2 separate regions of the Homo sapiens genome follow, and region 1 is linked to region 2. A link is a loop called in an ENCODE intact Hi-C map of the cell type or tissue named here. Cell type or tissue: pancreas. All regions are shown on one strand. Links, peaks and the distances in the headings refer to the core of each region. The heading gives the core; the rest is flanking DNA.

Evidence for each region. Peaks named below come from ENCODE experiments on the same cell type or tissue, not always from the same donor. Only the 100,000 strongest peaks of a DNase experiment are listed, where the experiment ranks them.
Region 1: it touches region 2 in a loop (1.9-fold over the local background); 85 of 110 quality-filtered maps call a loop at or near these places.

What each region holds. Positions count from the first base shown.
Region 1 is chr10:13,378,418-13,388,021 of GRCh38, reverse strand. LOC105376419 (a long non-coding RNA gene) reads right to left here and starts at 5,011. Exons shown (of 3, transcript XR_930671.3): 1 at 4,665-5,011. In pancreas, for the core only: no CTCF peak of the experiment used is centred there; a DNase peak (open chromatin) is centred at 4,341; H3K4me3 peaks cover 989 bases; H3K27ac peaks cover 1,115 bases.
Region 2 is chr10:13,435,872-13,445,475 of GRCh38, reverse strand. BEND7 (BEN domain containing 7) reads left to right here. Exons shown (of 9, transcript NM_001369863.1): 9 at 3,726-4,388. The coding sequence ends at 3,733. Among named protein-coding and RNA genes, the nearest start is that of BEND7-DT, 88 kb to the left of the region's middle. RefSeq lists a silencer at 4,729-4,828 and an enhancer at 5,166-5,893. In pancreas, for the core only: a CTCF peak has its summit at 4,818 (motif pointing right); DNase peaks (open chromatin) are centred at 4,845 and 5,625; H3K4me3 peaks cover 387 bases.

The sequences.
Region 1 (9,604 bases), core at 438-8,437, 57 kb after region 2:
CTAGGTTGCAAGCTCCTTGAGGGGGCCGCTGCTGAATGAATTCGTTGAAGGGCCAGAGAGGGAAAGTGGGACGTAGACAGGGCAAGGGAAGCTCAGGAAACAATCTAAGGCAACAGGATTAACGTCAGGTCCTTTGCTGGGGAAGCAATTTCTGAAATGCCTTTATCCCAGGTGCATCCCTGAGAGTTATTTTTTCAGCTCTTACGGGTATGAGCAACGGTGTCAGGGAAAGAAACTTGGCTTTCTGAAGAGAGATGGTCTACCTGGAGTAGAGGGCATTCCCATTAGGTAAAAAGAGCAGAGTCAAGGCTTCATTCTTTTAGTTCCTAGCCCAAGACAGGTGGTCAAGAAAGGTTTTTGTTTTATTTTGCTTTGTTTTTTAAAGGCAGGGTCTTGCTCTGTCACCCACGTTGGAGTGCAGTGGTATAATCATAACTCACTATAACCTCAAATTCCTAGGCTCAAGCAGTCCTCCTGTCTCAGCCTCCTGAGTAGCTTGGACTACAGGTGTGCGCCACAGCACCCAGCTGATTTTTAACTTTTTTTTTTTTTTTTTTTTGTAGAGACAGGGTCTCACTATGATGCCCAGGCTGGTCTCTAACTCCTGGCCTCCAATGATCCTCCTGCCTCAACCTCCCAAAGTGCTGGGATTACAGGTGTGAGCCACCACGCCTGGCAAAGAAAGCTTTACTAAATGACTTTATTTATTGTAGTGAGGGCCGAGACTGGTTAGGTGCATTTGGGTCAAAATCATGGAAGGCCTTGAATACCAGGACAAAGGGAGCACTTATGGATTCCTGACCAAGACGGTGCCTTGATTCTCCCTAAATGTCTTACAAGTATTTTTTGTATTTATATTATTGTATGCATTTTAAAAAATATGCTCATATGATTTTCTTTTTTTTTTTTTTTTTTTTGAGATGGAGTCCTGCTCTGTTGCCCAGGCTGGAGTGCAATGGCGTGATCTCGGCTCACGGCAACCTCCACCTCCTGCTTTCAAGCGATTCTCCCCTCTCAGCCTCCCAAGTAGCTGGGATTACAGGCACACCAACACCATGCCTGGCTAATTTTTGTATTTTTGGTGAAAATAGGGTTTTGCCATATTGGCCAGCTGGTCTGAAACTCCTGACCTCAAATGATCCGCCCACCTCAGCCTCCCAAAGTGCTGGGATTACAGGCGTGAGTCACCGCGCCCGGCCCAATTTTCTCATTTCTGACCTCTTATTCACACAGATCTTGTTCTGATTGCTTCTAAACACTATCACAGGCATTTGATAGTTTTGTATTTCTTCTGCTTTTGTCATTCCCCACCTAGTCCTAGAATGTACTTTTACTCTCTGTCTTGGACATATAAATTTCCTTTTCCTCTCCCCTCCCTGAATCCGTAAGCACCTCTATCATGCCCTTTAACTTGTCTGCTTTTCTCTCAAAGATCTTCCCTTTTTCCTCCCTTTGCTGTCCAACTGTCCTGATTCTACTGACCATCACTTACTTCGGTTTTAGGTTCCCCAATTCCCATTACTTAGATCCTACTCATTTCCCACAGAAGGCTGCAGAGAACAATAACCTCAGCCAGAAAGCAATCAGGAATTATTCACTGATTGGTGGGTTGCCTGCACTTTTCACATCTCTTTTCCAGAACCACTGGGAGCACCAGCAGATCCTGCCCACCTGTGAGATGGGCAGAACCCTGGCCGTCCTGCCTGCGGAGACAGCTTTAGGATGATGCTGGAAGCTACTGCTTCACCCACTGCTGTCCAAGAAGCCTTACCCACATGATCTCAACCTTCAAACAGCCCTGTCATGTGGGTTCCTGCCCCTATTCCACTGATAAAGATGTTACAATTTAGAGAAATCTTTTTTTTTTTAGACGAAGTTTCACCCTTTTTGCCCAGGCTGGAGTGTGGAGCGCAATGGTGCGATCTCGGCTCACTGCAACCTCCACCTCCCAAGTTCAAGCGATTCTCCTGCCTCAGCCTCCACAGTAGCTGGGATTACAGGTGCCCGCCATCACACCCAGCTAATTCTTTGTATTTTTAGTAGAGACAAGATTTCACCATGTTGGCCAGGCTGGTCTCAAACTCCTGACCTCAGGTGATCCACCCGTCTCAGCATCCCAAAGTGCTGGGACTACAGGCGTGAACCACCGCTCCTGTAATTTCTGTTTATAAAGATTTTCTTTTAAGAATTGCCAAGATTAGGCCAAGCAAATCCCACCTCCCAAAGTGCTGGGATTACAGGCATGACTTGTCCAGCCAAGGTAGAAGGATCGCTTGAGTTCAGGAGTTTGAAACCAGCCTGGGCAACATGGTGAGAACCCCGTGTCTACAAAAAATGTAAAAATTAGCGGGGCACAGTGGCATGCGCCTGTAGTCCCAGCTACTTGGGAGACTGAGGTGGGGGGAATACTTGAGCCCGGGAGGTCAAGGTTGCAGTGAGTCATGATGGTGCCACTGCACTCCAGCCTGGGTGACAGAGAGAGACCCTGTCTCAAGAAAAAGAAAGAAAAGAAAAGAAAAGAAAAAAACAGGATTGTAACAAATCCATTCACTTCCTGTCCCTCTCTCTTTACAGCTTCAGCAGCACAGCCTCCATCTTTGGACCCAAGCTTGGAAAGCATAGCTCCCTCTTTTAGACGTTGTCCATTTCAAAGCATCTCCAGTCTGGATCAACAGAAGGATGATGTGTTTATGTCCTTCCCTGTCTGTTCCTTAAAGCAACCTTAAGTCTGGAACATGAATTCTCTTTTTTAAACAAATTTAAAAACTTTGTAGAGAATTCAAAAGGTACAAAGGGTAGCCACACAGGCTACCATTGTCACCGCTTCCTTGTAGCTTCTGGACTCTTGGTGGCATTTGCCAATTCAAACAAAGAAAAAGTCTATGTGAATAGTTTTGTTTTCCCCTGTGACTTTAAGCTACTTAAAAGAAAATTTGGCCAGACACCGTGGCTCACTCCTGTAATCCCAGCACTTTGGGAAGCTGTGGCAGGCAGATCACGAGGTCAGGAGTTTGAGACCAGCCTGACCAACATAGAGAAACCTCGTCTCTACTAAAAATACAAAACAATTAGCCGGGCGTGGTGGCACATGCCTGTGATCCCAGCTACTCAGGAGGCTGAGACAGGAGAATCGCTTGAACCTGGGAGGTGGAGGTTGCAGTGAGCCGAGCTCGCGCCATTGCACTCCAGCCTTGGAACAAGAGTGAAACTCTGTCTAAAAAAAAAAAAAAAAAAAAAGCATGGTCTTTGTCTTAACCCTCCTGGCATCCTCATATAGTTCACGAAAAAAGAGAGAGACAGGAAGAGGAAGAATCGCTTCTGTTAATCCTCTTCACCTAGCTTCACTTGGCAACATCATCAGTTCTCCTCATTTGCATGATCTGTTCTTTCTCTCACTATTATTGAGTGTTCCAGTCTCTGCTTATTGGCAAAATAAGACCTAGGTTTCTCATTAGTTTGTGTTTACTGAAGAGTCAAAGGCTAAAGATTTTACCTTGCCCGGCAATATTTTCTGTCTCCAAAGCAGTATCTGACTGACTCTCTGGTGCCGACAATTGAGAATACTGGCAAGAAATGAGCTGGTGAGGGTGTGCCATCTGCTTCTAAAACTTCATTCAGAAAGTTACATGCAGTTTACAAATATAATGTCTCAAAATACACTCAGAGGCAGCTGTGTTGGTGCTCTAGGGTGTCAGAGCCGTAAAGAGGTAAAAGGCTCAGAAGTCAGCCGAATCCCAGCTGGGTCTTCCCCCAGCCACCAGACTTGGAAAGGCTGCGAGCTGCTCTGAGCTGCTTCTGTGTTGAGCTCTACCTCTCAGGGTTTCTGAGGCTACTGAGCTAACAAACGCAAATGTCTACCATACTCCGCTGGGCGCGGTGGCGCACGCCTGTAATCCCAGCACTTTGGGAGGCCAAGGCGGGCGGATTGCCTGAGCTCAGGAGTTTGAGACCAGCCTGGCCAACTTGGTGAAACCCCGTCTCTACTAAAAATATGAAAGATTAGCCGGGGGTGGTGGCGGGCGCCTGTAATCCCAGCTACTCGGGAGGCTGAGGCAGGAGAATCGCTTGAACCCGGGAGGCGGAGGTTGCAGTGAGCCGAGATCGCGCCATTGCACTCCAGCCTGGGAGACAGAGACCCCGTCTCAAAAAACAAAAAAAAAAAAAAAAAAAAAAAAGAAGGAAGAAGAAGAAGAAAATTAAAATCAGCTGGGCATTTTTTTTCCCCATGGTATAAAAATGAAGGCCGCCCAGAAGCACAGTCCTGCACTTTTCCCTCCAGCCTGGCCTTGCTTAGAGCTGCTCTGCTCGACAGGGTGCTCCGAGTGAAGAGGGCGCACCCCGCTACCTGCGCGCCTTGGCTCCCTGCCTCTCCAGCCGCACCTCCGGGTGGAATTTACCTGGAATGATCGCTTTCCTCCCCGCCCCCACCCCGGCCACTCTCAGGTCCTCCTGTCATTTCACCTTTTCTCTGCTTCACAGAACCCTTGAATGGTAATCTGCTTTTATTTTCCTGAACTTCTGAACTCTTCCTGTGTCTTTAACCTCCGGTCGTTGGCGATCAGCCTCGGATTCCTTTATCTGCCGTTGGCTTGGCTGAGGCTTTTGCCGTGGGAGAATCGGAGAATTTTTCACAGTGGTTCTGTCTCACGCGTGATCACACTTACCTGCCACGCCGCCTGTGCTTTCTCCCTTTTCTCTCCCTCCTTTACAGCTGAGCAAACATTTCCTCTCCTATCGGTGCTTGCACGCCAGGGTTTTTTCCTTTGCGATCTGGTCTGCCCTGCCTGGCGCTCCCCACCCACTTCTTCCAGGCTATTCCCGGTCTTTAGTCCTACAGGTGCCAGATTCTAGGCTATTGCTGGGCAAAATGAAATGGTCTTTAGTCCCACAAGTGACAGAGATGATACCATCTCCCCAGCTCCTCCAAGGAATTCTGAACCACCTTGTCGGTTTCAGGAGTCTCAAGTTCAAGTGCTGGGAAACCTGTGTTTGTAGGCTGAGTAACCGCCCAGCTCAGCTCAGTAACCCGGGAACGTGGCTCTGCTCCCCAAGGTGGAAGGCTCACTCCACCACCTCCCGTGTGCAAGCCTACATTCTCCTGTCCACACCCGAGTTCCGCTAAGTATTTTACTTGGCTGGCATTGCCGTGTCTTTTTAGCCATACTAAAACGGCGTCTTTCATACCAGCTTCCTGTCTCACTGAAGATGGAGAAGTGTTTGTTTCTTGTCCGGCTTGGTGTGGTGCAACCGCAAGACTAAATCAGAGGCTCCCATTTTTTATCCCCATATATTTTTTAGGGCGTGTCATGAATTCTCGCTGTTAGTAACACACTTTTTCTAAATTTCAAAAGTTGTGTCTTTGAGGATTACAGTGGAGAGATTTTTGTCATCTCAATTCTCCTCGCAAAATTTTTGCCTTGGAATATTTTACAGGTGATCAAATGTCTATTTATTTATTTATTTATTTATTTATTTTTGAGGCGGGGTCTCACTCTGTCGCCCAGGCTGGAGTGCAGTGGCACAAACTTGGCTCACTGCAGCCTCCTCCTCCTGGGTTCAAGCCATTCTCGTCTCTCAGCCTCCCGAGTAGCTAGGATTACAGGATCATGCCACCATGCCTGGCTAATTTTTCTACTTTTAGTAGAGACGGAGTTTCACCATGTTGGCCAGGCTGGTTTTGAACTCCTGACCGCAGGTGATTCACCCACCTCAGCCTCCCAAAGCGCTGAGATTACAAGCGTGAGCCACTGCGCCCGGGCTTTTTTGAGACTGTGTCTTGCTCTGTCGCTCAGGCTGGAGTGCAGTGGCACCATCATAGCTTACTGCAGCCTCAAACTCCTGGGCTCAAGGGATCTTCTCACCTCCTGCCTCCCAAAGCACTGAGATTATAGGCGTGAGCCACCACACCTGGTCCAAATGTCCTTTCTAAATGGTGGTGGTCCTTTCTAAACTATGTAAGTCCCTTTTTGTTAGGGAGTTTCCTTTTTATCTTACGGAAAACGAGAGACATTGATATAGGAGTTAGGAAGAAATCACTTAAGCAGATAGTGAGGGTATGGAAGTCCTCAGTAAGGCTTTTTCTTTTTAATGAAAAGCAGTCCCAAATCACTTTCTAACAAAGAGCAGTGTGTAAAGTCTGCAGACATAGACAAGCAAATTGGGAGCTTGCACAGGTGAATGCGAGCAGGAACTAGGAGCTAGACATGTTCAGCATGGCAGATCCATTTTCCCTTCTCTGCCAGCCACGTGTACACTAAGGAGCAGAAAAGATGGCACCAGACAAAGGGAGAATTCACTTGCATAATAAGATTAGGGTAGGCACCCACCACCACGCCTGGCTAATTTTTGTATTTTTTAATAGGGACGGGGTTTTGCCATGTTGGTCAGGCTGGTCTCGAACTCCTGACCTCAGGTGATCTGCCCACTTCAGCCTCCCAAAGTGCTGGGATTACAGGCATGAGCCACCACACCCAGCCTCCTTTTCCTTCTTGAATCTGATCTCCAGATGACTCAATTACTTTGCAGTTCTATAATCTCACCCTCCTTCCCTCGTCAGTTCATTCTCGCATTTGCCACTGTACATTCTGGTATAAAATTTATTCTGGGGCCAGGCACGGTGGCTCACACCTATAATCCCAGCATCTTGGGAGGCTGAGGTGGGAGGATTGCTTGAAGCCAGGGGTTCCAGGCTACACTGAGCTATGATCATGCCACTGCACTCCAGCCAGGGCGACAGAGCAAGAAAATGTCTCTCTAAAAAAAAAAAAAAAAAAAAATTCTCTTTTTTGTTTGTTTATTTGTTTTTGGACAGTATTGATCTGTCGCCCACACTGGAGTGCAGTGGCATAATCACAGATCACTGCAGCCTTGACCTCCTAGGCTCAGGTGGTTCTCCCACCTCAACCTCCCAAACAGCTGGGAATACAGGTGCATGCCACCATGGCCAGCTCATTTTTGTATTTTTTTGTATAGATGGGGTTTTGCCATGTTGCCCAGGCTGCTCTCAAACTCCTGGGCTTAAGCAATCCTCCTGCCTTCTGCCCCCACCACACCTGGCCAAAAATTCTGTTCTTTACCTTCACAGTGGGGACCCCTTGGTTTCTCCTCCTCGATTTCACCCACTATCCCCGTAAGGACAAATGAAAGAAATGGAAGCAAGGAGATGCCCTGAGGAATAGCAACTCTTGTAAGCAGTGACTGGACTGCCGAATCCTGGGGTTCAACCACCAGCTTTCTTTGGGGGCCTCATCCTGTGTTAGGTTTCAACAGCTTCCTTGAAGTCTAAGCCACAGCTCCATCCTCATTTCCAAAAGGGTGTTCCCAAGTTGATGTTCCTTTTGGCTCTTCTCATACACATTTTTCCCCCAAATGTTCCAATAAGAAACAAATGTGAGCACTTCCCTACAGAAGTAAACTAAGAACCTGCGGAATCGCAGATGTTTAGAGGTGGAATAGCGCTAGGCCAGGGAGTATCTTTTTCCCACTGGGATGGAGCATAGGCCATGTGGATGTTTTCATTGACAATAGCAGCAATTTGACAAGAGTCCATGGATGGTGGTGTAGGACATGCCTCAAACATGAATCCAGACCATGCAGAGGCTTCACTCATCTATATTTTCTTTCTTTCTTTCTTTCTTTTTGAGATGGAGTTTTGCTCTTGTTGCCCATAATGGAGTGCAATGGTGTAATCTCGGCTCACTGCAAATTCCGCCTCCTGGGTTCAAGTGATTCTCCTGCCTCAGCCTCCTGAGTAGCTGGGATTACAGGCATGCGCCACCACGCCTGGCTAATTTTGCATTTTTAGTAGAGACGAGGTTTCTCCATGTTGGTCAGGCTGGTCTCGAACTCCCGACCTCAGTTGATCCGCTCGCCAAAGTGCTGGGATTACAGGCGTGAGCCACCGTGCCCGGAAGAATTTACTTTCTCCTCCCAGTTAATGTTTGCTCTCAGAAAGGAAGCTGATCAAGGTAATTTATGCCCTATGATTGCTTTTGAGATATAATATACATATCATAAAATTCACCCTTTCAAAGGGCACAATTCAGTGGTTTTCAGTGTATTCCAATGATGTGCAACCATCACCACCATATAATTCTAGAACATTTTTGTCACCCCCCGAAAGAATCTCTGTCCCCAATAGTAGTCATTCCCATTCCCCTCTTTCCCAGCCCCTGGCAACCAGCAATATATTTTCTGTTTCTGGGAATCTGCCTATTCTGGATATGCCCTAGAAAAGGCATCACAATATATGATCCTTCGCACCTGGCTTCTTTTACGTAGAATAGTGTTTTCAAGGTTCATCCATTTTGTAGCATGGATCAGCACTTGATTCCTTTTTATGGCTGAGTATTATTCTATTGTGTGGTTATATAGAACTCATTTGTTTTTTTGTTTTTTTATTGGGCTTTTATTTAAAAATACTTTTTTAAAATTATACTTTAAGTTCTAGGGTACATGTGCACAACATGCAGGTTTGTTACATATGTATACATGTGCCATGTTGGTGTGCTGCACCCATTAACTCTTCATTTAACGTTAGGTATATCTCCTAATGCTATCCCTCCCCCCACACCCATGACAGGCCCCGGTGTGTGACTTTCCCCTTCCTGTGTCCAAGTGTTCTCATTGTTCAATTCCCACCTATAAGTGAGAACATGCGGTGTTTGTTTTTTTGTCCTTGCGATAGTTTGCTAAGAATGATGGTTTCCAGCATCATCCATGTCCCTACAAAGGACATGAGCTCATCCTTTTTTATGGCTGCATAGTATTCCGTGGTGTATATGTGCCACATTTTCTTAATCCAGTCTATCATTGATGGACATTTGGGTTGGTTCCAAGTCTTTGCTATTGTGAATAGTGCCACAATAAACATATGTGTGCATGTGTCTTTATAGCAGCTTGATTTATAATCCTTTGAGTATATACCAAGTAATGGGATGGCTGGGTCAAATGGTATTTCTAACAACTCGTTTGTTTATCCATTTGTCACCTGATGGATATTTGTGTCGTTTCCATCTTTTAGCTGTTGTGAATAATGCTGCTGGGAACATTCGTGTACATATATGTGTGGACATACATGTGAAATATATGTGTGGACATATATTTCGTTTCTCCTGGTTGTATCCTTAGGAGTGGAATTTCTGGTTCACATGGTAATGCTATTTTTAATCTTTTGAGGAACTGTCAAACTATTTTCCAAACTGGTTACATCATTTACATCCACCACAACAACATATGAGGATTCTAATTTCTTTGTGTCTTCACCAGCACTTGCTTTTGTCTGTCTTTCTGATTCTAGTCATCCTAGTGGGTATGAAGTGGTATCTTAGTGGGGCTTTGATTGTCATTTCTCTAATGACTAACGATGTTGAACATCTTTTCATGCATTTATTGACCATTGTATCTTTTTTTTTTTTTTCTGAGACGGAGTCTTGCTCTGTCCCCCAGGCTGGAGTGCAGTGGCACAATCTGTACTCACTGCAAGCTCTGCCTCCCAGGTTCAAGCAATTCTCCCACCTCAGCCTCCTGAGTAGCTGGGATTACAGATGCATGCCACCACACCCAGCTAATTTTTGTATTTTTTAGTAAAGACAGGGTTTCGTCA
Region 2 (9,604 bases), core at 757-8,756:
TCGACTCCCAGCCATGATACCATATAGCTTTCTCATACCTAAGCCAAAGCCAGCTTTTCTCTGCATGTTTCTTAAAGATCCTAAGAGATGATGGATGTGCTAATCCCTTTAGGAGTCCTCTTCACTGTCTCAGTCTTCACAATTAAAATGTTCGTCGTCAGTCGGCCCGGTTCACTGCAGCTGAAACTCGTTTCTTCCAGTCTTTTCTCAAACTTTACCCAAGGCTGTGAGGTCATAATGAAGAAAATAGTATAACACACTTGCAGATCTTTTCATTAAACTATTGATAGATATTTGATACAAATCACTAAGCAGCATGATAAATAAAAACGTTTATCATTTAGAAAAGAGGAAAAGAGGCCGGGCGCGGTGGCTCACACCTGTAATCCCAGCACTTTGGGAGGCCGAGGCGGGCGGATCACAAGGTCAGGAGATCGAGACCATCCTGGCTAACACGGTGAAACCCCCGTCTCTACTAAAAAATATATAAAAAATTAGCCAGGCATGGTGGCGGGCGCCTGTAGTCCCAGCTACTCAGGAGGCTGAGGCAGGAGAATGGCGTGAACCTGGGAGGCGGAGCTTGCAGTGAGCCGAGATCGCGCCACTACACTCCAGCTTGGGTGACAGAGCGAGACTCCGTCTCAAAAAAAAGAAGGAAAAGAAGTCTCAGATTGATGCTCAAATTTTGCAGTAATAATATTAAGTAATCTTGATATTCACCTGGATAGCATGTCTCTTGATTGCCTCCAAAGTAAAATCCCCATTCTGGTTGGCTTCTTTGAATGCAGTGCTGCTCCTAACACCCCTCCTCACATGTGCCCTTTAAGGACTCCACCTTTCTCGCACATGTGGTTTCATCCTTGAGCTTGAGCCTCACTGGTCAGAACCACAGGATCGACCAAGGGCTCTGATACAGACTCTCATTATCCCATTTATCTGAGCTAGCAACAGTTAGTTCTTTTTAAAGATTCAACAATGCTTTTATTACTTTTTTAAGGTCTTTTTTCCTCCTTCCAAAGTTGTGTATTTGGGGGAAGGGCAGGGAAAGGGATGTAAATGCTTAAGTGTTTCTATGAACCAGAAGTGACTAGGGTAGGGTTACAGGCAGGTCAAATGACATTTGTTTGGATGCATTACATTTAAGCAACCTTCTGTTCATCAGGCTTTAGCAGAAATGGATTCACCTTCTGTAGTGCATCTATTTTAGTTTCCCTTAACCCTATTCACTAAGCCTTTTTGAGCAACTACCAAGAATCAGCCCCGTGTTGGGTGCTGGTGTACAAATGCCCTCAGACTAGTGTGAGAGGCAGAAGGAATTACATAAATGCTATAGCACAGATGTGTGGAGAGGGTCTGGGGCTCAAGAAAAGCCACCCAGGAGCTGGGGACAATTTGCATTAAAAAAAAAAGTATAGAGAAAGTGAAATCAAAACAGTGCTTTCTAAAATTTAAAATGGGGCTTCCAAATTTGAAATGGGGATGTTCATCTAGACTTAGCAATTGTCATAAATTGGCATTTTACATACTTTTAAAAAATTAATAAAAGTGTAAGGAAGAACATTTCAATTGCTTTTACCACCCACAGACAACCATTATTGGATGATTTTTCTCAAATGTTTCTCCATTTTATTTATTTATACAGTGGAGATCAAATATGTAAAATTTTGTTTCCTACATGTTTTTTTGATTTTTACCTAACAAGCATTTTTCCACTCTATGGCAAATCTTCATATGCATTATTTTAATAGCTGCATAATATTCTGTTTTGCAGGTAAATTATCTTTTAGGCCATTTTCCATGACTGGACAATATGTGGATATACTCTAATAGTAACACACATTCGTGGCCTTTCTCATAAAAAATCATTACAAATTTCCAATTTCTACAATTGCTCATGGAGGACAACTAAAGCCTTGGCTAAAAACTTAGCGACTTAAGTGTGAAACACAGACACCTCCCCAGTAAATTGTTTACTTGTCCAGAACGCCCACCTCCAGCCATGTCACAGAACCATGTACAACTCTTCCTTAGAGAAGCGGCTCTCCGCCTTCATTTTCTTGTCTCTGTTGTAGGTAATATATTTGACACCAGGAGAGAAAACACGGAGGACACAGAACCAGGTTTCATTGCCTAGACTTTGATTTTAGTGACATTGTTGAGTGGCATATGTAACTTCCGTTTGAATTTCCACAAAGATCCACGTAGCATTTCAGGTTCCTGCAAAGTGTGGGTGTTCTGTCAAGCTTACCTGTCATGTTTGAATAGTTTCATATACTTTCTTTGTAATGTGTGATAACCAAGCCTCCAATCTGGTATAAGATTTTTTAAATCATTTTTAGGGTTGATTTGTTACCCTTTAAAAGTCCAGCATATGATTCAGTGAGTTCATTGTCCATTATAAAGAAGTGGTTCTCTCTTCCCTGTTTTCATTCAAAACCTCAGTATGAATATAGAGCTTTGAAACGTATTTATTTTAATGTAAATTGCTTAGATGCAGTATAAAGGAGAATGGCTCTTTCCAGTGCTGAGAGAGCAGTTGTGAAGGCCAAGATTAATTAGACCTTCATCATCTTAGAAGATGAAAAAGTTGTTTTGGGAGATAGGATAGCTCTGACCTGTAAGATGAAATCATTCATGACGTCAGTGCCCCCCAAATAGCCATTTGTAACTGAGTAAGTGCAAATGACCTATGAGTTCTTAGGAAAGAAAAACCTTTCACCTAAGTTGCGTCAACACAATGACAAAATAACTAATTAAAAGGTGAGAAAACCAGTAAATTATCTACATGATACCTGACAGCCATTTTAACAGATGGTCTTAACGGAGTGCTACAGGGTTTTGGCACCATGTGGTAACTAGCTAAAAATGTACTTAATATTATGTCATTTATTTGGTTCCTAGTATACTTGCCCTCCACTTTATATAAAACTAATTTATGAAAATCTGGATTTATTTTAAAAAGATATCTTGCCATGAAGGTATTTGTTTTATAGAAATATTTACCTCCAGATTTCTTTCTCTAATAAGATGGTGAATTTAAAACACTGTGTTATTTAGAAACACTGCATTTACACTTCATTTATTGTATAAAGCAAATTGCATTGAATCTTCGCCACTTGACCCAAAGGCCAAAAATTGGCATGAGAACAATTTGGACTACACATCACCAAACCCGGGGTTCACACCTGTCCACTAGCAGTTCCAGTGCCTTCCCCTAGCCCTGGATTTGGCAAAGCACAGAATGTTAAGAGCTAAAAGTTATTGTAGAGGCTACTCAGTCCCACCCGGGAAACTGAGGATGAATGAGGGTAAGCGGTTGCCCAGAGCCCGTTAACCCCTCCGTGGCTGGGGCCCTGCCTAGAACCCGAATTTCCTGACTACCCTGTCCAAGGTATTCATGTCACATCACACTGAAACGCTAAACCTAGAGATAGGAGAGGCCCTCTGGGATAAATCCCTGTTCCACCAAAGACCAGCCAGTCATCAAAGATGAGAGAAGGCATCCCTGTACTGTAACAAAAAGCTGGCTTTAGGCGTGGCTTGTAGAATCAATCTAACTACTAGACAAGTTACATCTCATATATGTGTGGCTTCTTTTTCTTCTTTTGGGGGGCTACAAGGAAGGTTTGGAGAAATTATTTCCATCATACCTTTTTGTTAGCCTTTTTCCATTTCTGGCCAGTAAGTAATCCCGTTCCTGACAACAGTCCCTTTGTTTTCTCAAGTGGTCTGATGAAGGACTGCAAACCACAGCTCTTGTGTTTTTTGCACCATGGGTTTTAAAATCCGTCCTCTGCCTCCCACAAGGAGCTACTACCCAAGGGAAGGGAGAAGATTAATTGGTGACCTTTCGCCGTGTTAAAATAGGATGAGTATGTTGCTGGTCAAGGCAGAAACGCTAACTTCCAACTGTGGTCTGTTAAGAGATCTGCTGGGAACCTTCAGAAGCACTGCCTTCCAAGGCGGGGCCACAGCTTGGGGTGTTCAGCACTTGAGGACGGGTGGAGCTTGTTCAACCCAAAGATGTGTGCGATGAACGGATCTACACACTGGAAATACGTATCAAAACTGCAACAGCAAAATCATATTTTGTAAATTAAAATTGTGTTTACTTACTGTGACTACTGTTCAGTCTTTATTCAGAAACCTTTTTATAGGCTTTCTTAGCAAAAAAAAAATCCATATCTATGGATAATGTCTCAATCTTCTGTATATATGTTTTATTAATATGTAAATATTTAGATTTTTTAAAATTACTATGTTCTTTAAAAAAGAATTCAATGCAAGCCTGGTTGTGAAAATGGTGTATAACATTGTGTTGTGGTATCAATTCCCAAGATGCTCTTTATGTCTGATCTGGAAGAATACAATAAATTACTTTAATTGAACGTGCGTGCGGATCTTGCCTGTGTGCCGGTCTTCCTGTGTTTATGAAGAGAAGTCAGTGCTGTTCATTAATTAAAAGGTATCATTAATACTCTGATGATCTCCCACAGAAGTTATATCTCCTGATGAAGTTAATTTTTAAAAATAAAGAGACCACCTAGATTGCTGCCAGAGTGAAAGGCTTCAGACGCTGGAAAGGCTGTGTCTGGCTGTTAGATCAATGGCTACAGCAAGTCCCACAGAAACACTTGAGCGTTAAGTACAGAGATGCTTGAAGCCTAATTTTAAATGAATTAGGTAGCTTTATAATCTTCACTTAAAAGGTTAAGCCCTGCTTCTATGGAAACAACACATCAGACGGACAAATCAATCTTCTCCGATGCTGAGCGGCTGCAGCCGCAGAATCGCTCGCTTCCCCTCTTTGAACACAGGAGGGCGCCACTCCTCGCCGGGCACCTGCCCCCCGCCGCCTCCCGCGGGCGTGCTCTGTCCCCTGCTCTGAGCGGGCCGCACCAGCGGGCTGGAATCCAGCTTCTTCGGAGGTTCAATTCAGGGTCTGACTCTGGGCCCCTGGTTTTACAGGGGCCTGGGACAGCTGTGAGGAGAGGCGGGCGGGTAGGGGCAGGAGCTGCTGCCTGGGAAGGCACCCGCACCTGGGCAGGGAGCCACAGGGCGAGCTGTTGCAAAAACAGATGTGGGCTCCAGCCCGTGAGTCTTGCAGGTGTCCGCGCTGCTCTGAAGCTGGAGTCAGGCTCCAGTCCTCGCCTCTGCCCTGATGCCCCCAGCTTCCTGGGGTCCCTTGTGTCAGGGACCCACGTCATATCTTTTGGCCCAAGGCCTCTGGGATGCCCTTGATCCCACAGGGCTGGCAGGGATGGGTGCTTTGAGGTATCCTGGCAGAACAGCTCGAAGACCTCTCTAACCCAATGGCCAGGGGACCCCATTTCGCCACAGGAGGCTCCCCTGGAAGACGCTTGCACACCTGCCTCAGTCGTCACCTCTCCTATCCTCCAGCCGCCAAACCCCCCTCCCCAAGGATCTGGGGACACAGCTGGCTCATTTCCCAGCAGCACCCGAGTTCAGCTGCACCATTTTACTGAACACCAACTGGGCAGACACTGTGGGTGTTTAGGGCGACTGGTTTCGGGATAAAAGAGAAAAGACGGGCGAGAGGGGAGGCGGGGCCAAGTCCTGGCACTAAACTGTGCTAGCCTTGCGCCATGCCGAGGGGCTGGGACGGCGCGGGCAGCCGCGGAGCATCTGAAGGGAAAGGTGTTGATCGGAGTCCTATCTTAGGTCGATCCGCCTGGCTGAAGCAGGGAGCATTCGCAGGAGGGGGCGGGCTGAAGACAAGGGATCCCAAGAAGAGGCTGTTGGAAGGGGCTCAAAACCCACAAAGCCACGCCTGAGAAAGAATCAGCTCAGGCTGGAGGAGGGAGAATGTGTCAAAGCTGACACCAAGTTTCTGGCTGACGAACCAGGAGGGGTGTCACTTGCACTCACTAAGATAAGGACACAGGGTGTGACGATTTGGAGGAGACAGGTGAGTTACTCCATTCATTCATTCATTCACTCATTCATTCATTCCACAGGTGCTTGTGGTGGGCCCTGCACTGTTCTGCCGGGTGGGAGTGCAGCGGTGACCCTAGTCTTGCAGAGCTCACCTCAGACAATGTCACAAGAAAAGGGACAGATGGCAGAACCCTGGGAGGAGCAGCATCTCGTGCTCCTGAACAACCTTACCAGAGACAGAGCTGAAACAGGAGCTTTGTCCCAAACCAGCCAAGACTTCAAGCACCATTCATTCCTCATAACTCAGGTCTCAGCTACACTTCATCATCAGAGAGGGATTCGCAACTTTCCCACGCCAGGCTCAGCCAAGTCTCTTACCCTTCACATCTCTTGCCTCTCTCTCTGAAATTATCTTGCTTATTTATGTGTGTGTGTATCACCCATCTTTCCACTGGAATCTGAGCCTTGTGATGTCAGGCTGTTAAGATTTCAGGCCCTGGTGAAAACATGTTCAGGATGCCCTCTCTCCCCTTTGCCCAGCAAGAGTGGACTGATTAAAGTTGGACCTGAGGTTTCCATGAATATGCAACCGAGTCATTCTGACGACAGTGAGTCCTGGCCTCCCAGTGCTGCCAGTTACCAGAAGTGACTCCCCTTCTCCCATCAGCCCAAACCCAGAGCCTTTATCACAGAACCCAAGATTGAGAGGAGGGTCAGGCTGGTTGGACAGTGGCCTTATCATGGGATGGATGGATCAGGAGCCTTTTACAGCGCTCTCCTTTCCGCTGTATCCCATTGTCTTAGATCACGTGGACTTGCCTTTTCCCCTAATACCGCCCCCTCAGTGCTCTTCTATAATTGGAGAAATTGTGTCAATAGATCGACCAAAGAGATGCAGGTTGTACTCCATGAGAATTTAATAAACGCTAGCGATTCAAAGCAACTTGAATTTACACAGATCAACTCCTATTATGTTTTGTAACCTCAAATGCGTGAAATTGATTATCCCCCCGAAAGTAATATATACAGATATGTGTGTATATAAATATTTATTTCTATTTTGTTATTGGTGAAATTAAAAAGAATGTTTAAATGAATCACAGTTTTAAAAAAAAAGAATGTTCTGGCCGGGCGCTGCGGCTCACACCTGTAATTTGGGAGGCTGAGGTGGGCGGATCACGAGGTCAGGAGTTCGAGACTAGCCTGACCAACATGGTGAAACCCCGTCTCTACTAAAAATACAAAATTAGCCATCCTGGTGGTGGGTGCCTGTAATCCCAGCTACTCAAGAAGCCGAGGCAGGAGAATCGCTTGAACCCGGGAGGCGGAGGTTGCAGCGAGCCAAAATCACACCACTGCACTCCAGCCTGGACAACAGAGCGAGACTCCGTCTCAAAAAAAAAAAAAAAAAAAAAAAGAACGTTCTAGAAATGGAGCTTGGAGTGGGTAGTGCCCCACATGCTTTACACACACTGATATTCCAAATAGACCTGATAGTTAAAGGCCTTTTTAATTGTTTTATTTTTGGCCATTTTGGACTGTTCACTGAAACATGGAAAGGCATTTTAAACCTAAACTTTGAAACTAAGCTACTTTATGATTTCTTTCAAATGCTTTCCAAAAGCGAAGCTGATACAAGCGCAATCAAAGGAGGAGTAGTCGGAAACCAGCCGTCTAGCCTTGCATTTGTGTGTATCCTCCAACACGGTGCCAAGACATTCAAAACATGGAGCGCCCTCCCCGTGAACTGGAGTGAAAAATGACTTTACACAGGAAATTAAGCATCCTAAGTTGTTTCACTGAAGTGGTGGCCCAGTTGCAGGTTCAGTTAGAAAAACTATTTTCTGCTATACTCTAGCAATGGAGGGAGAAAGAGAATACATTAAAATAGAGGACACTTACTCTGTGTATTATCAAATTAAGTACCCTCCAAAAATGATGTATTTCTAACCACTAGACAGAGAACATCAGAAGTGACTCAATTAACAAAACCCAGGCTAACCCCGTCCCCCTCCGGTGATGCACACGGTAACGGTGCTCTGTCCTTCTGGGAAATATTTCACTAGTGTGAGCTATACCACTTTCTCCCCCTCCTGCCTCTCCCTGATGCTTCCTAGAACATGGACCGATAGCCACAGGCAGCTTTGACTCTTGTTCAGATTCCGTGTTTGTTTTTATCATCATACCATGCGATGTTCCAGTGCGTTTGTCCTTCCTACCTGCCCCCATTAATGTTGCCTGGCAACCTTAACCACAGCCCGTTCCTCCCGTGCCTTGCCCCAGTGGGATCGGTTCACTAGTCATGGCACAGTGGACTTATTTTAAATGTTCGACTGACTCCCGGACACTGGCTGGACACTGATTTCTAGCCAGGAGCCTGCGTGCACCATGACCCTGTCGTTATGATAGCATACAGCTTTAGAAAGTAAACACTCTCTGGCCGGGCATGGTGGCTCACACCTGTAATCCCAGCACTTTGGGGGACTGAGGCGGAGGGAGGATCACAAGATCAGGAGTTCAAGAACAGCCTGGCCAAGATGGTGATACCCCGTCTCTACTAAAACTAAAAAAAATTAGCCAGGCACAGTGGCAGGTGCCTGTAATCCCAGCTACTCAGGAGGCTGAGGCAGGACAATTGCTTGAACCTGAGCAGCAGAGGTTGCGGTGAGCTGAGATGGCGCCACTGCACTCCAGCCTGGGCGACAGAGTGAGACTCCGTCTCAAAAAAAGAAAAGAAAAAAAAAAGTGAACACTCTCAAAGACCAAGAGACAACTTTTGATTGGAAAGCATCCAGTGACTTCAGGGGTAGGGATGAGGAGGTGGCGGAAGCTGGCGAAATTAGTCGAAGCCATTGGAAAGACTGAATGCAGGTGTGTTCATCCATTTTCACACTGCTATAAAGAAATACCCGAGACTGGGTAATTTATAAAGGAAAGCGGTTTCATTTACTCACAGTTCCACGTGGCTGGGGAGGCCTCAGGAAACGTACAGTCATGGCAAAAGGTGAAGGAGAAGCAAGCACCTTCTTCACAAGGGGGCAGGAAACAGAAAACGAAGGAGGAGCTGCCAAACAGAAAACCATCAGATCTCGTGAGAACTCTCTCACTATCACGAGAACAGTTTGAGGAAACCACCCCATGATCCAACCACCTCCCATCAGGTCCCTCCCTTGACACGTGGGAATTACAATTCAAAATGAGATTTGAGTGGGGACACAGAGCCAAACCATATCAGCAGGAGAAAAGCCCCTCCAAAAAAATGCTTTAAAAAATGTGAGAGAGTGGTTGAGTGCAGTGGCTCAATCCTCTAATCCCAGTGCCTTGAGAGGCCAAAGTAGGAGGACTGCTTGAGGCCAGGAGTTCAAGACCAGCCTGAACAGCATAGCGAGATAACCATTTCTTTTTTTTTTTTTTTTAAGACAGAGTCTCGCTCTGTCACCCAACCTGGAGTGCAGTGGCATGATCTCAGCTCACTGCAACCTCTGCCTCCCAGGTTCAAGCAATTCTTCTGCCTCAGCCTCCCAAGTAACTGGGATTACAGGCATGCGCCACCACACCTGGCTAGTTTTTGTATTTTTAGTAGAAACAGGGTTTCACCATGTTGGCCAGGCTGGTCTCGAACTGTTGACCTCAGGTGATCCGCCTGCCTTGGCCTCCCACAGTGCTGGGATTACAGGCATGAGCCACTGCGCCCGGCCAAGACCCC